Linked DNA regions of Homo sapiens: region 1 is linked to region 2. Evidence: chromatin contacts called from ENCODE Hi-C or POLR2A ChIA-PET data. All regions are on one chromosome and are shown on one strand. The core of a region is the stretch at or near the end of the contact, and the rest is flanking DNA. Distances in the headings are between cores, read along the strand shown.

Region 1 (3,452 bases), core at 781-3,280, 910 kb before region 2:
TTGTATAGAAACATCTAGATAATAGAGCTCCCCAGATCAAGCCCCCTCTATTAACCCCACCACCCCGTGTTTTCTCATTACATTTAGACTGAAATTAAAATCCTGCAAGATCCTATAGGAATTAGCCCCTGACTCCTTCTCTGACCTCAGCATCTTCCACTCTCTCCCAGTGTCCCGGTTTCCTCTGTTTCAAACACTGTACGGTAGCAATAATGTGTCTCTTGTTCATCACTGCACATCTACAAAATATCTTCACAGCAACACCTAGATTGGTATTTGGTTGGATATCCCTCATGTTTTAACTGTTTAATAAATATTTCTACAAATCTACAAAAGAGTAAAAAGTTATATATATATTTGTATGGATATATATGTGTATAATTATTTTAATAGTGGTGTTTTATCTGCTTCAAAGTTCGTTTATATGTTTTTTCCCTTTCAGCTCTATCTTGTTACCTAGTTTCTTGAAACTCCCATATGCTTGCTATTAGATTACTAGGACACTAGCAACGGATAGAAGTCATTGACAAAATAGATGAATCACTCAGTGTGGCTTGGTACTGGCATTGAAAAAATAGATTGGCACAGCAATAGATGGGAAGAATGTGTTTATTGCTGTAGGAAAATACCTGGAAATACCAGTTTCTCCAGTCAGAGAAGTCAGACTCCAAGTGAGTATTTCACCACAGTCTTTCTAGAAGCAAGGTAATACAAGTATACAGATGCAAAATGGAATGACTCAGCTAGCCAAGATTCAATTAGCGTTAAAGCATAGAAGCCGCATTTAGGGGAAACTGTGAATGATAGACAACAGCTCCAAATCAGAGCAAAATGATATGTCCTTAGACCGAAAAGTTTCTTGTCTTTTTTTTTTTTTTTTTTTTTTTGATCCAGAGTGTCGCTCTGTCGCCCAGGCTGGAGTGCAGTGGCGCGATCTCGGCTCACTGCAAGCTCGGCCTCCCAGATTCACGACATTCTCCTGCCTCAGCCTCCCGAGTAGATGGGACTACAGGCACCCGCCACCACGCCTCGCTAATTTTTTGTATTTTTAGTAGAGACGGGGTTTCACCGTGTTAGCCAGGGTGGTCTCGGATCTCCTGACCTCGTGATCTGCCCGCCTCGGCCTCCCAAAGTGCTGTGATTACAGGCGTGAGCCACCGCGCCCAGCCAGTTTCTTGTCTTTCTAAGCCTCATTTGAGCCAGGGTAGTGATAGCACTTTCCATCATGGCACCACCTTAGGAGAGCAGAAACTCCGGGCTAATGTGCCACCGACAGAAAGAATAGTCAACATGTGCATTCAGATTCTGTTCATGCTACTGCTTTGAACCAAAGTCATTTTCTAGGTTGAATGAAAACGACCTTACCTGCCTCGTCCTAGCTCTAATTCCAGCAAATGCCACAAGCGGAGTATTGGCCACCCAGGCTGAGCTCGCTCACTCAGCTCTGAGCATTCTCTCCCCAACTTGTGATATAACAAAACACAGACAGTGTCTATACTCATTTCACATATCTCTGAGGTTTAGGTGTGAAATGCAACGGTTTGGTTTCAAAGCCCAGATCACTGTTTGCAGAGTGTGACGGAACTGTGAGCAGCTGGAGGGTGATACATCCATCTCCCCACCAAGTCTCTATCAACAAGCGTTTAAAGGAGATACTGGCCTAGCTCACAACAGACTAATCTCCCATGATTTATTGTGCGGCAGACTGTTTTTTCCAAAATTGACAACACGATATTTTCAGCCCCACATAGTTTTCAAGAACGTCACCTTTGCCTACCAAGAAGTGGAATAGGGCACTTCCACTTGAAATTGAAAATAGAACAGAAAATAAAGGAAAGAAATGTTGCACAACTTCTGAGGCTAGGTCCTAGTAGATAATAGAGTCAGTTTCTCTCTCTCTCTCTCTCTCCACACTCACCTTGGAAAGCTATCCATCATGTTTTCAAGAAGCTCAAGCTGGCTTATGTGAAGAGAACACATAAAGCGGCTGTCAGCCCCAGCGACGGTCTCAGCACACAGCAGCCTTGCTGTCAGACGTGAGAGAGTGAATTTCAGCTGATTCCAGCCCTCAGTCGGCTATGCAGCTATTGGGAACTAATACAGATTTCATGCTTTTTGCTCATTAACTTTCATTCTGGCGGGTTGCCATAGCCAGATTCTACAGAATTTGCTTTGGGCTTTTGCCTGTGTCATGCACTCCTCTGGAGATGCTCTTTTCCTTTTCTTCCAAGCAAATACAAATTCTTCATTTTGACTTCTTAACAGAACTCAAAAATATATTCTGTAAGGACTGGTGCTATTCTCCATATTCTGCATATCCCTACACACAGTGAACTCTTTTATACTGGACTTATTTGCATTCATGTGTGTTTTGTTTTTCTTTCTCTTTGCTTTTTCCCACAGGGCCACGTCTTGAATTTTTAATTAGACTGCTAATGACTGGAATTCATAGGAGGGGTAGTGTGGTGGTGGTGGGGTAAGTCTTTGGTTCAAGGCCCAGCCTGCTCAGGTCCTTGTACTGGTTCTACCACTTACTGGCAGTGTGCCTGGGAACAAGCTACTTCCAAGATACTTAATGTCTCTAGAGGTCAAGGTTGTAGCAGAGAAACAGAAAGGTAGGACGTGTGTGTAGTCCAAAATCTGTAGGACAGCCTGGCAGGCCTGTAATGCAACCCACAGGCAAAATGTCTTCTTCCTCAGGAAAATCTCAACTGATTGGATAAGGTCCACTCACATTACGGAGAATGATTTTCTTAATGTCAACTGATTACAGATGTTTAAGCACATCTACAAAATACCTTCTTAGGAACACCTAGACTGGCATTTGATTGAATAGCTAGGTACTATAGCCTAGCTTAGTTGACTTATAAAACTCATAAATACCCATCACAGTATCTCTGTGACTAAATTTCCTCATTTGTAAAACGGGACAATTATAGTACACGGTGACTATCCCTTACCTGAAATGCTTGGGACCAGATGTGTTTCAGATTTGGGATTATTTTTGGATTTTGAGATATTTGCATATACATTAAGAGATATTTTGGGGATGGAACCCAAGTCTAAACATAAAATTCATGTATGTTTCATATACACCTTATATGTACAGCCTGAAGATAATTTTATAAAATATTTAAAAATAATTTTGTGCACAAAAACAAAGTTTTATTTTTTTATTTTTATTTTTATTCTTTGTTTTTGAGACAGGGTCTCACTCTGCCACCCAGGCTGGAGTTGCAGTGGTGCGATCATGGCTCACTGCAGCCTCAACTTCCCCAGCTCCAGCGATCCTCTCACCTTAGCCTCCTCAGTTTGGGACTACAGGCATGCGCCACCATGCCTCACTGATTTTTTTGCGTTTTTGGTAGAGACAGGATTTTGCCATGTTGCCCAGACTGGTCTCAAGCTCCTGAGCTCGAGCAATCCACCCACCTCAGCCTCCCAAAGTGCTG
Region 2 (3,760 bases), core at 68-2,567:
CACTTTAAAATAGGGCATTTTAAATAAACTTCTATTTTTCACTTCAATTCACTGTTTAAGTCTTAAAATATTGAAAATCTGAGTTAACTGGAGTGAAATGAAAGGCGTGGCAGATAAAGCAAAGTGAGACAAAAAGAGACTCTTATGAACATCAAAATATGAGGTACAGAGCTTGGGCAGACATAAATACAAAAATTATTAATATTAACAAAAAGCAGTAGGAAAGTGGAAATATTATAATGAAAGAAAAGGAAACCGATATCAATGCTAGCTTTAGAGATGAAATAGGCCTGGAGAACTCTGTGGCAGGCAGAGAGCGATGCTAAAATAATAAAACAAGCCACAAAGCACAATATACAATACTAACGAAATATATCCTTTAATGGCACACAAAGTGGCTTTTCTCTACTGCTTGAAACTTTAGCAGGTAGAAAAGTGAGAATGTTTCAAGAGACTTCTAAAAGGTTGCTTACAGTACTGGCAAAAAGCGAATATTCAAAATGCCACATTTAAGCGTAAGGACATTTTCAAAAAGAGCCTACTGTAGGTGACATTTAAAATACCGCCTCCCAAATAACCAGCCAGCCAGGGACTTGTAGAGGACCCGAAGTGTGTCATGCGCATAAACGATCCCGAGAGTGGGCCGCGGGCACCACGCAAACTTTCTCTTGTGGCAAGCCCCTAGAACAAAGCGCCCATCTCACTGGGGATGAGGAGATCAGCGCGACCCTGGAATGAGACAGACTCTGGGCTAAAGCTCCCCTCCCAACATAGGGCGTCCCACCCTGCCCCACAGACTCTTCTCCCAGGTCAGGTCCGCCAGTCCAAGTCTAGCCCCGGCATCCCGAAGGCAGCCCCTTAGGGTCCCAGCAGCCCTAGCTCTGTCTCGCAGGCCACCGCCCCCAACCCAGAGCTTCATTCATTGACCCCGGCGGAGGGGCGAGACCCAGCCGGGCGATGGGTGTGCGCGGCTCGAGGCGGGGGCCCCGGAGCAGGTGCTTACTCTGCGTGTCCGTTAAGGAGATCATGGCTGCAGTGGTGGGGACAGCGGCGACAGCACCTCGGAAAGCCCAGGGTGGGAAGCTGAGTCGGGAGAAATGAAGCCGGGAAACAGCCCAGGCGAGAGCCGCCACGTCTTCCGGAAACACGCAGCCACCCTCACTGCCGCTTTAAGAGCGCTTCCTATTGGCGAAACCTGCTTCCAATCTCAACCAATAACTCGTAATGTTGTTCGGTGACGCGCATGGTGACCACACCCCTTGACCAATTAGAGAAGGGAGTTATCTGTGATTGGCTGAACGGACCGACCCGGAAGGGTGGATGCTCTCAGCTGGCTGGCGGGAAGATTTTACTCCCGAGTAGCGGAAAGATCTGCTCGAGGCCTGGGTGCTTTGGTGTCGGAGATCCGAGAGTCGGAGATCGGAGAGTCGGACACAGGACAGTCGGACACCGGACAGTCAAACACCGGAGAGTTAGACCGGGCTTCTCGGTGGGGAGAGGCTCTGGGATAACTACTGTTACAGCTTTGAAGGGTCAAGGGTGTGCGCTTTTTGTTTCATCCTTCCCTTTCCTGCTGCAGGGCGAGGCCGGTCTGTAGCGGATCACTTCCTTTCGCCCACACATTGGCGGAGGAGAAACCGGAAAGTTAATCACTGCCCTGCTCTGAGAACTCGGGCCTTTAGGGGCACGTTCGCCTGCTGACCGGTCTTCTGATCTCCCCATTCTTTTCCATGCAGGAGGATTGGCCACCAAAGCCTGTTTATTAGCAGCTGCCATTTGTTGGTAAATACTACTGGGGATGCTTCTTCCACCCCCTGCTTCACAGTAGCGGAAGGGCGGGCGTTATTAATATTAAATTACTATTGCCTCTAAATGCAGGTGGCGGGGAGAGAGAGGATTTAGCCTATGGTATCTCAGTGGCGTTTCCTCCAACATTGATGACTGGCTGTCACCCTGTAACATTCTTCCTGTGGATGCCTAGCTTATACTGCTGAGTGACAGACCTGCTGTAGTTCAATTTCTGGATACATTTTATGTTGAGATATCTTTTGCTGTTAAATCACATCATTTTGGGAAGGAGCAGTCTTTTAACCGCATAATCAAAGGAGTCATTTAAAATCGTGGGGGAGAATTGGATATAGACTGTGTCTTTTCATAAGGGTAGAAACAGCCCCTGCTACCTTAGCAAACCTGAGCCCTCACTACATCAAGGCATTTTCCTGGGCTGTGCGGATACAAAGGTGAAGAGATTGAACCCCAGCCCTGCTAAAGGACCTTACAGTCTATGGAAGGAATGTTACATTTTCATTACGTGAAGAGATGTTTGTATAGATCAAGAATTAGAAATCCTTGGTTTACTCTCCTATTTAGCCTTCTTTTAATGGTGTGGTTATTCCACATTCTTTAGCAAGGCAAAAAAGAGTCAGCCTATCTTTCCGGCCTAGTGGTGGCTTCAGAATTCTGTGTAGAAAGGGCGTAAGGTCAGCAGTCTAAGGATAGGTGTTGCAGAAGTGACTTTTGGAGAGCATCTTAGTTTTAGAAAATGTCCATATTAGAGAGATAGAAGAGGTGTTTTTAGGATTATGGGGAATTTAAAGTTTCTACTCTCCAGCCCCATTTTCCACTTGTCCATATGCATGCTTAGGTTTTAGTCATTCATAGATACTTAGAAATCATTACAAACCATTTTCCCCTCCCCCCACCTCTAACTTAGAAAATCTAGCTTTTCTGTAGAATACCAGTTTCTCTTTTAAGATTGGGCTTATATTGTAATTCTTTAACGCAAGGGCTCAATAAAATGTTAGATGATTAATTTTATTATTTATGTTGATGTATTTTGCTTAATCTGGTACATTTGAATCTATCCAACTTATTTATAAGATTGCCATCCTCCCAGTTTTACAGGTAGGGAAAGAGGCTTGGAGGAACAGCATATGCAACTTTGCCTAACATAGTAATTTAGTCACATAGCAATTGGTGCTAGACCTGTTGAATGTTTGCTGTTTTTTGTTACATCACTTTGTATCTTGTGGATGTTTGCTGAGTGTCATTGCTACTGTATTTGTCATGTATACGTTTATGTGACTTTGGACACTTCTCTGAAATCTAGAGAGTTAGTCGTTCTGAGTGTTGTGGGTTATTAAGCTGAAATATAGAGTTTTCCATAAAAAATTAGTGTCAAAAGAACCATGTGGTTCTTATTTGAAAGGTCACTGCAATATATAATTTACTTTCTAACATTTTCCGTGCTTAGGAATGACAGATTACTGTTGAGTGAACATCATTAATAGTACTATTTTTAAAAACTTGTTGTCACTGTTGTGCTTTTATTTTTAGAAAGAAATTTGGATTATTTTAGAAACAAATTTGGAAAGAAAAAGAATGGCGTCCGTTTCAGGTTAGTAGCAATGATTACATTTTCTTCTTCCTTCTGTTCTATTTCTGTTTGTATGATATTTGAAAAAGTTTGTTTTAAAAATTCTGATTATAGAAATGATTTTTTTCAGCTTTTTTATTGAAGTAAAATACACATTACAAACTTTGCCATGCTAACCATTATTAAGTGAATAATTCATTGGCATTAAATGCATTTAGACTGTTGTGCAGTCGTCACCACTATCCATCTCCAGAGCTTTTTCATCTATCCAGACTAAAATTCTATACTCATTAATCCGTAACTTTCCATTACTTCTCTTCTCCTAATCCCTGATAGCCACTATTCTACTTTCTGTTTCTTGACTATTTTAGGTACCTCATATAA

What was found. Hi-C counts contacts between places; a loop is a spot of excess contacts on that map. ChIA-PET counts read pairs that join two places held with the same protein, here RNA polymerase II (POLR2A). Pooled maps may share reads with other maps.
Region 1: a map with no recorded cell type shows a loop between it and region 2 (4-fold over the local background). The contact joins the enhancer-like site here to the promoter of RECQL in region 2. A Hi-C loop is called at or near these places in 3 of 37 single-sample maps with no recorded cell type and 3 of 50 pooled maps. POLR2A ChIA-PET finds 5 or more read pairs at or near these places in 1 of 52 experiments (CD8-positive, alpha-beta memory T cell).

The regions. Positions count from the first base shown.
Region 1 is chr12:22,407,874-22,411,325 of GRCh38, reverse strand. No RefSeq gene overlaps it. Among named protein-coding and RNA genes, the nearest start is that of ST8SIA1, 75 kb to the right of the region's middle. RefSeq lists a silencer at 1,438-1,517. Within about 2 kb of position 2,030, at least 5 of the 41 ENCODE cell types and tissues checked have a DNase peak (open chromatin) inside an H3K27ac peak, as active enhancers do.
Region 2 is chr12:21,499,192-21,502,951 of GRCh38, reverse strand. RECQL (RecQ like helicase) reads left to right here and starts at 1,317. Exons shown (of 15, transcript NM_002907.4): 1 at 1,317-1,782; 2 at 3,337-3,397. The coding sequence starts at 3,382. It overlaps GOLT1B (golgi transport 1B), which reads right to left and starts at 1,163. Exons shown (of 5, transcript NM_016072.5): 1 at 1,004-1,163. The coding sequence starts at 1,028. RefSeq lists enhancers at 98-805, 806-1,513, 1,464-1,523, 1,664-1,853, 1,894-1,943 and 1 more.